3 separate regions of the Mus musculus genome follow, and all the other regions are linked to region 3. A link is a loop called in an ENCODE intact Hi-C map of the cell type or tissue named here. Cell type or tissue: left cerebral cortex. All regions are shown on one strand.

Region 1 (5,000 bases), 100 kb before region 3:
TACTGCCCGGGTAGTAGGCCTCCTTGGGCTAGCCTGTGTGGAAGCTTGGCTCTTCTCTGCCCAACCCTGTGTCAATTATGATAGATATGATATATAATCTAATAAATACAATTGCATTTGCAGACATGGCCACCTCTAACTAGTTTACACGTTTAACCACAGAGAGGTGGTTTTCAGAATGTTGAGTTGGTGTCTATAAGGACACTACCAGTGGGTTTGCATGTCCTATTAGTTTCTCTGTCAAATACTAATCCCTAAGCATGTATATATTAGGTTACATCAATCACAATGGCACAACGTCATATGGAAGGAACTCAAGTAGCTATTAAAAGATAAAATGAATTATGCCCATTCCTTAAAAAGAACTTTTAGTACAGTAATTACCCCCGAATCTATTCAGTTATGAATTTTATGCTGGGATTTGGGGAGCAATTTGTCCTGTCAAACCCAGCAGCACAACATGTGTGATACACCATCTTTAGAGAGATGACGGCTTCTGAGGTTCTACCGAGCCAGACACATTCGTTCACAATTCTCCTGTGAGTTTGGTCATACACTCATGACTTAAACATAATTACTAACAGCCTTCATATCATAGACACTGGGAATAAAACAGTAGAGGTCCAGGACCTTCATTTTTATATACTAGTAGAGGAAGACAAGTAGATAAAACACATAGTGTGTTTAGGTGGTAAAAATGTAAGAACAACCACAGAAGAACAACCGACAAAAAAGAGAAAGCATGAGACCACATAAGAGAAAGGGTGCAGTGTTATAGACAGAGTGGCCCAGGATGGTCCCACCAGGACGCTAAGATTTGACTCAGCACCCGAGGGAGGTGGGAAAGCTGCCTAGGCAGAGGAGACAGCAAATGGTGAGCTACAGAGCTTGTCAGGTAGTGAGGGGAGCTATGGGAAGGGCAGAGGCGCTCAGTAGAGTAGGCAGCAGGGAGAGCTGTGGGGGAGGGTGATCAGTCTTCAGGACACTCGAGGACACTGAGAGGACTCTGGGCTTTGCTCGGAGATAGGGTATCTATAAAGGTATGGGGGGAAGAATTTCACCATCTGATTAGATGTTAAGGGCGTGGTTAAGGGTGGATGCAAGGAGACCAGACAGGAGGCTGGTGATGTAAATATAGATGAGAGATTAACACTGGGCTCATAAGCCTGAAGCATGAGAGGCCATTAGACTCTAAACTGGTCTCAAGAAGTTAGAATTGGGCATGGTGATATCTGCAGTCCCAGAACTTGGGAGGTAGCGGCAGGAGGATCGGAGCTCAGTCATCTTTGACAACACAGTAAATCTGAGGACAACTGGGCTGCAGGAGACCTTGCCTCTCAAAACAAGACAGGCCTCCAATAAATCAAACAACAACCAAAAAGGGAAGTTAGGGGTCAGGATGTGGCTGGCTTGCATAACACTCCATAAGGTTCTGCTTCAATCCCTAGCAGGTAAACAAAGCAAAGCAAAGCAAAGCAAAGCAAAGCAAAGCAAAGCAAAGCAAAAGTGAGGAGTCAGAGGTAAAGGTTTAGGTCAACAACTAAAGGTGGAAGAAGATGGGTGGCAGAGGCCAGAGGCTCCATTTTGGACAGCAACTTAAGAGCTGCTTGCTAGGCAGGAAGGCACCATATCAGTGAAGGCGAAGTTCTGGGGCATGCGGGCACACACGGGCACAGTTGGGAGTCAGCCCCTGCTATGTGTCCTGTGAAGCTAAAGCTGAGCAAGTTAAGCAGGAATGCAGGGACTGTGTCCTGATGTGTCCTGAGTGGGAACTGAGTAGGAAGCAGTACGGAAGGGAGGCTGAGGTACTGCAGTGAGGAGGGAAACAGGGCCCGGAAAGGCTTCCCACAAGCAGTGGGAAAAGCCAGAGCATTCCTGCAAGGGAGAAACTGTCCCGGCCCAGGAAGGAAAGTGACAAACAGGGTTCTGTAGTGTGTTGATCTTTGGCAATATCAACATGTGACTAAGGGGTTGGGGAGCAGGTACCACAGAGAACTGGAGGAGAAATGAGAGATATTAAATATAGATAAATCGAATCCACCGCTATAAATGGGCAGAGTAGTGGGCAAGGTTGTAAGAAACAGAAATAGACCAAAAGCGGTTTCTCTAAAGCAGTGTTAGCAGGCTGATGGGAAAGGACCAGAGGAGAGAGAATATTGATGATATAAGGGGGTGGGGCATGTGTCTGAGCTGTGAGAGGGGCTAACCTTTGCTAAGACATACGGGCAAGTAACAGGCTCAATGCTGAACATGGCAGATACAAGTTCTCCTTTGATGATCTTTTTATAGGGAATGGAGCCGACAGAGGCTGGGGGAGGAGGTTTTCAGAGAGCAGGTGGTGTGCAATTATCACTTAGGAGAGTGGGGAAGTAAACACACAAAGGAAACCAGAATGACTCTCAATGTTGAGAGCCCACGTGACAGAAGAGATTGGAGATCTGAAGTGAGACCTTCACTGTTGGAAAGCTATTTCCTTCAACTGCATCTAACTCTGCATATGCAGCCAAAGCGACAGCAAAGTTGGCTTTGAATCAGGTAGTGTTTTAAGCAGAATATAAGGTAGACCAAGCCAGGGAAAGAGAGTTAAGAAAGCAAAGAAGGGACATGATTGGCTGGGAACTTAGGCTGGATATCCGTAGATGATCAAACAGCTCTCCTTACCCCCAGCCCTGGACGTGTATCAGGACGGGCTCCAGGTCCATGTTGGACTTTCTGGTAAGAGAGAAGTAAAGGCCCAGGAAGAAGGAAGGACAATGGTAGAAGACAGAACCACTAAGGCTGAAGCACTAAAGGGAATGATCTGGGGAGCCGGTGATCTTAGAGAACCAGACAGTGACACTGAGCTATGGAGGGCTGGATTTCAGAAGTGAACGGGTCAGATGAAAAGAATTGGGAGTGAAAGACCAAAAGGGACAGAGGACGTGATACTTAGAGACAAAGGCAGGGGGCTGAGAATGAAAATGTTGTCTACACTAGGGTCTTCCACAGTGGCCCCTCTAGAGGATTCAATCCCAGTGTCCAGACCGCACACACCTCAGACCAATTTAAATACAACTTCTACTGGGATCCTTTCTTTTCTTTTTTGAAAGCTCCCAGGAAGATTTCAACACAGCTAGCCAGACAGGAGTAGTAACAAAAGTGGCCATGAAACCAAGGCGAGCAGCTCCAGCAGATGAGCAGAAGAGCAAGGAGTCAATCAGGATGAGTGGCAGGTGGAAGAGGTGTGGCCCTGGGCAGAGAGGGGTCTTTCAGGACTGGTGGGGAATGGTAGAAACTGCAGAGGGACAAGGGGGTGCCTGACTCCTCTATTCCCAGCTACTCAAGGAATGTGGGAAGAAAACACAGCCACTGAGGTAGATTCTGGGACAACTGTCCTCAGAGAGGAGGCTGGCATCCAAAAGAAAGAAAAAGGAACACTGACTGGGGTTCAGGAAATGCAAGGCTTTGCTAAGGACAGTGAGTGGCAGAGGCCCATGTCCCCAAAGGGCCATGTGGTTCCAGTTCCCTAGTGTATGAGCACAGATTTCCAGTGTGAACGGAGAGTGAGGGTGCCTACACAAACATGGACAGATGACTTAAGAAATTAAACCAAACTGAGCAGTGACAGGATGATGTCCCCACCTTCTGAGGCCCAGAATATGTTGACAGGCTTGGAGAAGACATCTTTGCTCTTCACCCAGCTGTTGTTCCTCTGCCTGGTCCAGGCAGACACAACACAGTAATAATTGCCCCTGTCTTCCTCCGTAGTCCTTTGGATCCGGAAATTGAATGTGTCTGTGTGCTCCTTAGAAAAAATAAACTCTCCGTCCTGGGCCCGCTGCTTGCTCCTCTCTCCATATCTCAGAGTCCAGTCCCCATCCATGACTGCGAGAAGCTCACTGGCCACCACGTCGTCATTGCGACGGGTCATTCTATAGTACCACGACACGGTAAGTCGGACACCGGCCTCCAGACGCTTCGTGTCTATCACCCGGCACTGCAGTTCCGTGGGGTCGTCTGAAAACCCGGGGACCTTAGAAGCGTTCAGGTAGACCTGGTATTCTGGTTCTGAAGTGGGGAAAGAGAAAACACAACGACATAAGAATTGTCCAAGGAACAAGTCAAGGACCACTCGCGTTCCAACAAATCGTCCATCCTGCTAGCTTCTGAAATAAAAATCAAGTCTTGGCGTTGAGCAGGAAGGACCCTGTAAGAGTATTTCTCAAAGTGTGTAAACCACTTCTTCAAGTATCTGCCTTAAGAAAACTGCCAAGGTGTCTCAGACTTAAGAGCCCTGCCTGCTTACAGAGGACCTAGGTTCAATTCCCAAAACCCACATGGCAATCACAACCATCTCTCAGTCCAGTTCCAGGGAATCCAATACCCTTTTATAGCCTCTGAGGACACTGTACACATGTGGTGCACAGACATACATGCAAGTAAAATATCCCTACACATTAAAAAATAAGATGAAATTAAGGAAGGAAGGAAGGGAGGGAGGGAGGAAGGGGGAAGAAAAGAGGGTGGGAGGGAGGAAGGGAGAATAGGAGGGAGGGAGGGAGAATAGGAGGGAGGGAGGGAGAATAGGAGGGAGGGAGGGAGAATAGGAGGGAGGGAGGGAGAATAGGAGGGAGGGAGGGAGGGAGGGAGGGAGGGAGCTGCCAAGGCCAGAAGCCACACATCCCGGGTCAGAACCCTTACTTTTCCACAGGACAAGGGGACGATAACAGGTAATCCAGGAGGTTGGAGTCTTTAAGAAAGATCTCAGTGTCCCCTTCTATCAGGATTGTCTCTGGGATACCAAGCAAGCTTAAGACCTCCAAAGTTCCCACTGAGGCAGTAACGCAAAGTTCTAACCTAAAGAACGATGTACAATCTAAGGCTCTCCAGTCCCACCAGGATTCGGGCTCCTGCCACCCCTGGCTGTGCCCCAAATGCAAGGCCCCTAGGACTCATTCTCAGATATTTTTAAGCCTCATTTGCTATTTTCCACTGAATCTGTACCCAGTCAGCCGACACCC
Region 2 (5,000 bases), 180 kb before region 3:
AGCAGTGTCCCTGGATGCCTGGGAGGTGGTGGTGGGCAGGGTCACAGCCTGGCTCTCTGTCCCTACCCAGAGCTCTGCACGCATCCTTAAGCAATGCCTCTGCATTCTTAAACTTTTTCATGATGACACTATGCCTGCCACTTCAGGCATTGCTTGTTTCTCATGGAAGAGCTGGAGCAGGGCTAAGTGACAGGTGGAGAAATTGAGCTCACTTCATTCAACTGATGCTGCTTTAAGATTACACAGTGTGTGTGTGTGTGTGTTGTGCGCGTGTGTGCTTATACAATAAAACATACCAGGCCTATAGCACTTAAATAACTTTTCTTCATTGAAAAATGTTCTGAGTCTTGAAGAACATTCATGTATGGTAAATACGGGAAAAACGTTCGTTGATTATCTCAAGAATTCTGCTATGGCATTATGTTCCCCACAGTTCATGCACTGGTGCCAAAACATTAATATTTAGGATGGCGCTTTAGGGGGTAATTAGATTTAGATGAGGTTCTGAAGGTGACAATTATTAATGCTCTTGAGATGATTATTAATGTCCTTACCAGAAGACACAATAGGGGAGATGGCTCAGTGGGTAAAGCTTTTACCACGCAAGTGTGAAGACCTGAGTTTGAATCCCCAGAACCTAAGTAAATGCCAGATGCAGTAGCACACATCTGTAATACTAATACTCCTACTGTGAGATAGGAAACTGGGGTTGGAGAGTCCCTGGAAGCTTGGGGACCAGCTCCTCTGGCTTGTGCAGCTGCACACAAGACACCTTGTATTCAACATGATGGGAGGCAGAGTCCAAAGTCCAAGGCTGTTCTCAGAAGTCTACAAGTGTGCCTCGACATGCAAATGCCTACGAGAGAGAGAGAGAGAGAGAGAGAGAGAGAGAGAGAGAGAGAGAGAGAGAGAGAGAGGGAGAGAGAGAGACAGACAGAGAGAGACAGACAGAGAGAGACAGACGACAGACAGACAGACACAGACAGACAGACACAGAGACAAGGAGACAGTCAGACAGAGACAAAGAGAACATGAGCAGAAAGGATCGCTCTCCCTGTCAGAAAGCACACTGAGGAGGAAGATGTCTTATTCATAGGCCAGGAAGCACCCTCAGCTGACAACGGATCAGCACTTTGATCCGGGATTCAGCCTTGAGAACTGTGAGAAAATAAATTTCTGTGATGTCCATCACCCGCCTCTGGTGTTTTACCCTCGGCCAGAGCATACCAACACAAATTCCCAAGCTAATTGTTTACCAACTACCACAGCATATGTTTCCACATACAATGTTTTCTGAATGTGCCATTTGCACTAAAATCTACATATAAATTGAATTAGCTAATTAATACAAGTATAGAACTCTCCAGTGACTCCATTCCTCATTATTCTCCACATATTTATATATCTTTGCTTTGAACCCCTGGACTAAACCACACTGGCTTCTCATTTAACTGAAAAGTGCCCAGACCACATTATCCAAAAGTTCCTTTATTCCCCTTGCCCTGGTAGCCCTCCACAGCTGAGAACAGGGCAGCACTCCTATTTTGTGACTGCATCTGGGCTTGTGTTCAGATCCCACGCCTTGCTCTCCAGGATATGTTAGGAGTTAGAACACAGGTAGCTGGTGTTTCCCTTCCAGGTGCAGAAAGCGTCACACAAGGAGCTGGTGGGGACGACTACTCCCTAAAGGAAGGAACGCTAACTCCCTCACGTCTTTCTCATTGAAGCCTCACCTGAGCCCTGTCAGGTCAGAGACATTACCTATATTTTGTGGATCTAAAAAGGGCAAAAAGTCAAAGTGGTTGGTGAGTAGAAGTACTTAGTAGCTTCACTCTGTCTTATTGAAATGAGCTCCTTGGTGAGGGCTTCTGTGTTTACTATGCCTTTGGAGGGGAGGGACAAACTGCTGAACAGGGCAGGTGACTACATGGGAGCAGGATAGTGACTGGTGCTTCCTTATTTCATGCCTTGTGAATGCCTTTCCTCACTCAAGCACCACGGGTACACTTAGACGCGCCTGCGTGCTAGGAGCTGACGCTGGGCAGAGTGGACAGCCCTTCCTCACATTGGAAGCTGAGCCCCACTGCTTCCCTTCAGATGCTGCAGCTCCTCTCAAGCTGTTCCCTCAGTCGACCTGTTCGCCAGGCACAGAACTGCTATTTGTCGGCTGTAGGGCTTGGCGGGCATCTGAACAATGCTTAAGGAAACGCAGGTCATTCTGCTATGAGCAGCCTTTTATTGAGCAGGTCGTATCTTGAGCAATGGCCACTAGAGAACCTTCCATTATTCGTGACCAGCAGGGTGGTACAAATAGTTGCTGCCAGACAGGCCAGGAAACAATGCAAAGGCTCCCTAAAGACAATGCAAAGACTCCCTAAAGACAGATTTGAGAATTTGTAGCGTCTGCCTTCAGTGACAGGAGACCATCACAAAATACATCTTCCTGTGTCTGTATAAACTCCCTCATAAGGTCACACTGAGTGACCACACTCTCGACAAGTGTTGGGCTGAAAGAGACTCTGTGGAAGTTAGTGCTGAGTGCAAAGGGCTCCCCAGCTTCCCTGAGCCAATGTCACCTCTTAAGAGCGAGAAGACCTCTCACTTAGGTCCTATCATTGCTGTTGCCCCAGTGGGGCTCCTGTTACTCTTGTGTTACTGATGTGTTTCTGTTCATGAGTGGGCAGAGTCTCTGCACACTGCAGAAGAGGGAGCACTGCTTTGGGTGTCATGATCCTCAGTGATCATAAGACAGAACTGTCTCCCTGTTTTACAGTTGTGATGGATAATTCTATGCAGCAACTTGATTGGGCTAAAGAATGCCCAAGATAACTAATAAAATACTGTTCCTGGCTATGTCTGGAAGGATGCTGCAGGGAGAAAATGAGCAAGCAAGCCACATAAAGATTATCAGCCCTGTGAGCTAGAGAGTTTGCTCAGTGGTTAGAGCACCCATTGCTCTTGCAAAGGACCCAGGTTCAATTCCCAGTACTCCCAAGGTGGCTCACAAACATCTATAATTTCAGTTCCAGGTGTTCTGACACCCCTTTTTGGATCTCCATGATCACCATGCACACCTGAGGTACACATAAATACATGCAGGGAAAACATTCAATACACATGAAATAAAATAATCTAAAAAAAAAAAAACCAATTAAATAAAAAGATCAGTCTCCAGGTTGGTAGTTACAGGTTGTGTTAGCAGCACAAATAGACAAAAGCCCGAGAAAAGGCAAATCCTCTCTTCTTGAGGTGATGTCCATCTTCTGCCCTTGAATACAAGACTTTTGATGCCTGAGGCTGCAAGGCCTTTGTGCCTTTGCCCTTCAGTTCTCAGGCCTTACACCCCAGTGCAGGAATCACCTCACTGGCTCCCCTAGTTTCTCAGGCCCCTGGGTGCTGATTAAATCACACCATTTGCTTCCAGGGTCTCTGGTCCACAAACATTGTTCTAGAGATCTCACTGCCTCCGTAACTGTGTGAAACAATTTCCAAAACAAAATTCCTCTGACGTCTCGGTTCAGATCCCGTCACTTCTGTTTCTCTGGAGAACTCTGACTGATGCCATTTTCTCCACCATGTTGTCACAGAGATTCAATCCTTCTAAACCCATGGTATCTGCTCAACGAAGTAAGTGTACACTTCGCTTCCCTCTTTGCTGAGAGAAGGGACTTTGTCAGCAACTTCCACACGCTTGGCTCTTAATATAAACCTCATCACACAGTCAGAACCATGGGACGCTCATTAAAAATATGTACCTCACCATTCCTCTTTAATATTAAAATTATGCAATGTCAGTCACCTATTTGATCCTCAATTTTTAATTTTAATGATCTTTATCATTTTATCATGTACAGTGTGAGGTAGTGTTTACGTATTATTTTTAATTACTCAAGCATAATTCACTGAAAGAAGTATTCTCTCCTCAGTAAAGTCGCAGCGAGAGTAGAAATCGGGTAAATACATTTGTGTAGATTTACTTCAGGTCTCCAATTCTTCTCTATTGGTTCTTTATTTATATGTAGACACATTTCAGGTCTTAATTATTGTATTTTACAGAATTTCCTGTAACCTGATCATGTAATTCCTTCAACCTTTTATTTTTACACATGGTCTTCTTGGTCCCAAATACTATGTATTTTTATACGTATTTTACATATACATTATACATATTTTAGCATTAGGATGAGCATATTGATACCTAAAAGTATCTGGGATTTGAGTCAGGATTCCGTTAAGTGTGACACTAATGAAGTTTGGGGCTTGAAAAGTATATCCTTTGGGGGTTGCCGTTTTACGCATTTCAGAGTGTTCAGAGAATACTGGTCTCTCATTCACTAGCATTTCCCTGAGATGCGACACCAAAAATGTCTCCCTGCACTGTTAACAGCTGCTTCACATCAGTAGATCGACTCAAAGATAATTGACGTGTTAATGATGCTGAGTCTTTTAACTGTGAAAATAGACTCACTAATAGGTCTTTTTCAGCCCAGCAATATCTTACTTATAGTGTTAAATATAGGATTCTTAAAAATTTATTTCAAGGCATTTGATGTTTTATTCTATTATAGGTATGATTTCCAAGTCATTTGATATTAGACTACAGTTTATTTTCTGTACTGATCTAGTATCTGATTTGGGATTCCCAAAAAAATGTAATCAAGTCACCCGAAAATAAAGACAGTTTAACTTCTGTTTCAATGTTTTCTGCCTTTAACTTCTTTGTCCTATTGAATCACTGTACGATAAGTCCACCAGAGACCACCATACTCTTAAAGACAAAAGGAAAGTCTTTATTGCCAGCCAGCTGCTGCACAGGGTACTTGACCAAACCCTGCAGCCCCAAGCCCAGGCCTTTCAGCGCTTTATCTTTTACACACAAAGACTCTATCCTGGTCAGCACACTTCAGTTAGCACAAAGTGGAACTACAGAAGCCAAAAAGCACGGCTAGTGCATTAAGGAACATTTTCCTCAGAGCTTTCTTGGGGCTATGGGCTAAGTC
Region 3 (5,000 bases):
CAAGTTGATACAAAACCAGCCAGTATAGTAATCTATCGAGTGTTCACTCATTGATTGACTCCCGGGAACAATGCTTTCAGGAAGAGCAATTCTTAGCCACACTCCTGCGGTGAGACCACTGGAGGTCCTAAGACAGTATATAACACAAACTTGACGGAAGGAGATGACTTATAAATGCTCACAGTGTGACACAAGGACATGTGTCTTCAGGAGAGATTACTGGCCCCAGAGTATATATCTGTACTTAACGGAACAGCCTGATGTAGATGGAGGGGGCCTCCCATAGCCCCCCAAACACAGAGTCGAAGCAACAGAGAGTGGCTACTACAGATCCACTTATCTATGGCACTTTCCTGCCAGTGACATTTATTCCCCGGCCAATTCTCTGCTGCTGTCAACTGAAGGAGTGAGTGAATGTGGTGACTCCTGGAAGGAGCCGGGGAGAGAAGCCAGCCAGGTGCAGGCAGGAAGGGGATATTAGTCTGCAGAGTTTAAAAATAATAACAAAACCAACTAAAAGCCATCTGGTTTATATAATCACCACAGTCATGGCGGTTCTGAACAGTTGGCAACAAACGTAGCCAAAGGCTGGTCTTCGATCTTCTAAAAAAAAATGCCATTTGTTGGAAGAGATCCATAGGACCGAGTTGTGACTTTTTTGCAATTCTAGAATAATCAAGTCTTTGGGCTATAATAGATGCTCAAACACTAAACCGAAACCAAGTGAATATAGGTGTGTGTAGTCCTTTTTTCACTCTATGCTAGAACTCCCCCAGAACCCTACCTTAAAAAAAAAGTCAGGAAGATTCACACAAAGACCCTTCACTAAAACATGCATGAGAACTGAGCTAACACCACGACCCAAGAAGGTAGGCAAAATCAGAGTCCTGTCAGGATGACTCAGAGAACTGCATCCATCACTTACCATGTACTGGGAGGGGCCGCCAGGCCCACTGCCTAGAGATTTTATTCATATATTTTATTCTCCTTTCTTGGAAAACCTACAAAAATCACCTCGTAACTCAGGATATTAGAGAATCCATTAGTTCTGGGGTTAAGATCCTAAGGGAAACTAAATACTAACAAATACTCCTGTTGACTGACACCCTCAGACACTCAAATTGCTTAAACCAGCTCCTAATTGGGAACAGCTGGCAGAAGAGAGCAAAGCCTGTGGCCAGACCTGGAATCTGGTTGCAAATCTGGTCCCTAGAAAGAAACCAGTCTCCATTAAGGGTTAAAATGTGGGAGGTCAAGAGAGCGGTCCTCTGGTCCTCCGGAGCAGCAATGGAGGGTGGCTAAGTGAACCGGAGAACAAAGAGCGTTCACATCCCAGCTGTAGCCCCTTGCTCAGCCTGGGACTGAGACTGAGAAGCGACTGAGTGGACGGGGAGGGGCCTGAGCGGCAGCAGGATCTCACTAGACATTATCTTTCCAGAGCTGGGATCACTAATCCTGATGTGTCCAGCCAAATAACTTTCCCCGGAGTTATTCCCGCTCCGCTAGGAAGCGCAGATCTCCAAACCTATAGGGTGGAGGGAGGCTACCGATTTTAACCTGGCCTGTGTCATCCAGTGTCCCTCCAGATTCACAGTGTCCTGCACTCTGCTAAGCCGCCCAGCCTCTGGGCTGTGTGCCCTGACCCTGCTGTGGTCTGAGCCAGAGCCATAGCTCTGCTCTTGGAAAGCTGTGCGCAAGGCCCGCCCTCTAGGCCTTGGCATTGGGTCTGAAGCCCAGACTGGGAACGGGAGAAGCCAAGGAAAGGTCTCAGGTGTGTAGACCATCCCGCCGCAGAGTCAACTGTCAGCGGTGGTCATTAGTGACTGGTGAGCTGGATGCTGGTGGCAGTCCCACTGGGTAGTTTTCAATGGTGTGACCTTGGCTCTGCACTTTGGTGCCAAATCCTTTGGTTCGTGCCTGTTCACCGAGCCAAATTTCCCAGGCTTCCTGGCGATTCTGTGAACTACTTGAGTGCTCTCCAATAATTTTTCCTTTTTTTTTTTCTACCTAAGAGTCGATTTGTAATGTTGGAAATCAAGAACCCTGCCTGGTACAGCATCTGTCCCTGCAAGACTCAGGAAACCAGGGACATGCGGGCTGGTGTGTGTGTGTGTGTGTGTGCGTGTGTGTGTGTGAGAGAGAGAGAGAGAGAGAGAGAGAGAGAGAGAGAGAGAGAACAGGAGAAGCAGAGTGACAGAACTAGACATCTGGAAAGGAAAGGCAGTATGGAAATTCAGGGAGAGGGAGGGAAGGGAAGGGGAAAGGCTAGAAGGGTTGGCGGGTGAGGGACAGCAGCCAGGAAGGGGTCGTGCACGTTGTTAATGCTTGTAATAAGAGCCTTAGAGGAAACTGCCCCAGTGGCCTCCCTAAGGTATTTTTGCATTGCTATTTCTGTCAGACAACGTGGTTTAAATTGTTTCTCGGCACTGTTTTAGGAACAACAGTTCCTTGATTCAGTCTTGCTTCTGGAGATGAACCCGGGCGTTGGCTTTAACATTATACATTGATCAAGCATGCAGCGTGCCGGGGAGTGTACAGATATATGGGCATGCATATGCATGGCGTGCTATAGTATGATAAATACATGCATGAGAAAAATCAGGTCTGGGGCTAGTTATGTGGGAGGGGAACCTTTATGTAGCACGCTTATTTAATATCTCAAAGGGGAAACATTACTTATTATGCCATATCAGCGTATCATTCGTCTTATGGGTAGACAGAATGAAGAATCTTCGACAATTAATAGAAATTGCAGGAAAAATTATGATTAACTGCCATCTGCTGGCTTCTGTGTATTTTATTTTCATGCAGCTTCTAGCCTGCCCTCGTAATTATCGGTGTCTGTCTTTCCCGTCCTTAACTGGTTCTGTTAACCAGTGCTGCCCTTGTGGGTACGGGGTGGGGCGGAGGGTGTACGTGCAAGAGGATGAAGCTAACTCAAATACACCAATCCGTCTTCTTCTAAGTTCCAATTTGAGAGAGCAGGCTACAGCTTATTTTAGAATTCTGTTTTCGTAGCAGATTGAGCAAGCAGTGTATGCTTAGCGAGTGTATAGTAGGGGGCAGGCAGTGCTTTGAAAGTGACTTCTCTCTCTCATCCTCTCATCTCTGAGGACCATAGGGTTTGCATCTCAAAAGCTCTGTCCGGCTTCTGGCAGGTGAGGCCTTTCAGAGTCTCATTCAGATGACATTGTAGCCAGGGAGAGCCTGTTGCAGCGCCAAACCTGATGGGGAAGGGAAGCAGATTCCAGCAGAGCGTATTTGACCCTTTGCCCCAAAGCCCCTACTAGAAGTGCTCAGCAGGAAATAGATCTTCTCTGTTAGTAAATGAGGGTGACTTTTGTTTACGCGGTGAGTCCAGGCATAGGCCATCCCCCCATCACTCCCCAAGTAGACCAGAGAGTTGGTGATTTATCTGGGTGACTCACACTCCACGTCTGGTTTGAACTAATCAGATTGATGTTCCAGAGTTTCCAAGTCAGTACAAGTCATTGTGGTTGGCCATTACAACTTTAAAAATGTATCTATTTGTGTGGGGGTGGAATTTGTACACAGTATGCCTAGGTGTGGAGGCCAAAAGTAACAATGCTGGCTTGGAGCTGCTACAGGCTCTGAGGCTACAGTGTCTGAATGAGACATGGAATACCTCACCTGTCAGAAGCCAGACAGAGCATTTGAGATGCAAACACTATTGGTCCTTTTGGTGTGGGTGGGAGTAGGGTTAGGATTTCCCCCTGAGCCTGAGGCTCAGCAGTTCAGCAGTAGGCTGGCTGGCCAGTGAGCTTTAGGATCCATTTGTCTCCATCCTGCTCCGGCCCCCACCCCTTTTGTTCTGGGGTTAAGGACACAAAGCCACCATAAGGCTTTTACGTGGGTGCTAGGGATCCAGACTTAGGTCCTGATGCTTGCACACAAGTCAGCTTGTCACCGGAGCCATCACCCACCAGAGTGACCACATTTTTAGTATTTTGGTATATTTACGTATTTGAAATCAGTCTAAGAATGTCAACCACGCCTAACGTCAACTGTGCATACCTTATCATTTAATGTTATGTTTGAGACGTAAAAACATACATAATGTGTTTGTGTTATAAAGTAAAATAATAGAATCAAAGGAGCTATGTCAGGTCCCGTACATTTATTCGATTCAGATTAGAGCCAGGATGTCACCAGTGCTGGCTCACTCAATGGCCAGAATGCTGTATGTGCGTTCACATCATTTCTCACACTCTGGATAGGTGCTGTCCTTCCCACTATACAGATTGGTAAACTGAGGCACATTAAAACATCAGTCTCACACAGATGTAGTGAGTGTTCCTTAACAGTTCTCAACAGCACCCTTTCTCTTGTCTTGATGGAAACAAGGCTGGCACCTAGTCCCAAAACCATTACCATGGTGGGCCATGTGACGTACTCTCCCTGTGGACATCTGAAAGTATCACTCCCGGGCAGAGGAGTCAAATATTCCTGGAGGTTGCTATGACTCCCCTGGCCTGGCAGACTGCTGGTGCTCGCCTCATGTCCTGACAGCAGTGGCTTTCTTCTACAGTGACCTCCAACTTTTGACTCAAGGGGCCAAGGTAGGCAAGCAATGTCAGGGAGTGGCTATCTCTGGGAGTGGCTTTGCTGATAACATTCCACCATTTTTTGGTCCTGCGGGTGGGAAAACGTGCTCCTGTGCTTCAGTTAATTCCAGCCTGCCCTGTCTGCTCCCTCTCTGCTTGCTTCCCTTTCTTCTGTCCTCACCATCTTTCAGCTGTGATAAAAAACTGCCCTGAGAGCAAAGGGTTTCTTAGGTTATAGCCCATCATTGAGGGACACCGGGGCAGGGGTTCAAGCAGGAGGTAGGAGCTAAAGTAGAGGCCACAAAAAAACGCAGCTGTTGCAAAATAGAGTTCACCCTCCATTCAGGTTCTTCCCTCAAGACACATGGCCGCCCCAGGGTCTGAGAGTGTTGTCCACTGAGGTCTTCAGCTGTCAGTCTCTGAAAGTCAGCCTCA

The links. Hi-C counts contacts between places; a loop is a spot of excess contacts. Peaks named below come from ENCODE experiments on the same cell type or tissue, not always from the same donor. Only the 100,000 strongest peaks of a DNase experiment are listed, where the experiment ranks them.
Region 1: a loop joins it to region 3, with 1.8 times the contacts of the local background. A loop is called at or near these places in 2 of 42 quality-filtered maps.
Region 2: a loop joins it to region 3, with 4 times the contacts of the local background. A loop is called at or near these places in 14 of 42 quality-filtered maps.

The regions. Positions count from the first base shown.
Region 1 is chr3:101,057,016-101,062,015 of GRCm38, forward strand. Ptgfrn (prostaglandin F2 receptor negative regulator) reads right to left here. Exons shown (of 9, transcript NM_011197.3): 5 at 3,622-4,047. Among named protein-coding and RNA genes, the nearest start is that of Cd101, 30 kb to the left of the region's middle. In left cerebral cortex, no CTCF peak of the experiment used is centred here; a DNase peak (open chromatin) is centred at 2,403.
Region 2 is chr3:100,979,995-100,984,994 of GRCm38, forward strand. No RefSeq gene overlaps it. Among named protein-coding and RNA genes, the nearest start is that of Ttf2, 13 kb to the left of the region's middle. In left cerebral cortex, no CTCF peak of the experiment used is centred here; no DNase peak of the experiment used is centred here.
Region 3 is chr3:101,160,433-101,165,432 of GRCm38, forward strand. No RefSeq gene overlaps it. Among named protein-coding and RNA genes, the nearest start is that of Ptgfrn, 53 kb to the left of the region's middle. In left cerebral cortex, a CTCF peak has its summit at 2,773 (motif pointing left); DNase peaks (open chromatin) are centred at 1,889, 2,448, 2,923 and 3,403; H3K4me3 peaks cover 642 bases; H3K27ac peaks cover 759 bases.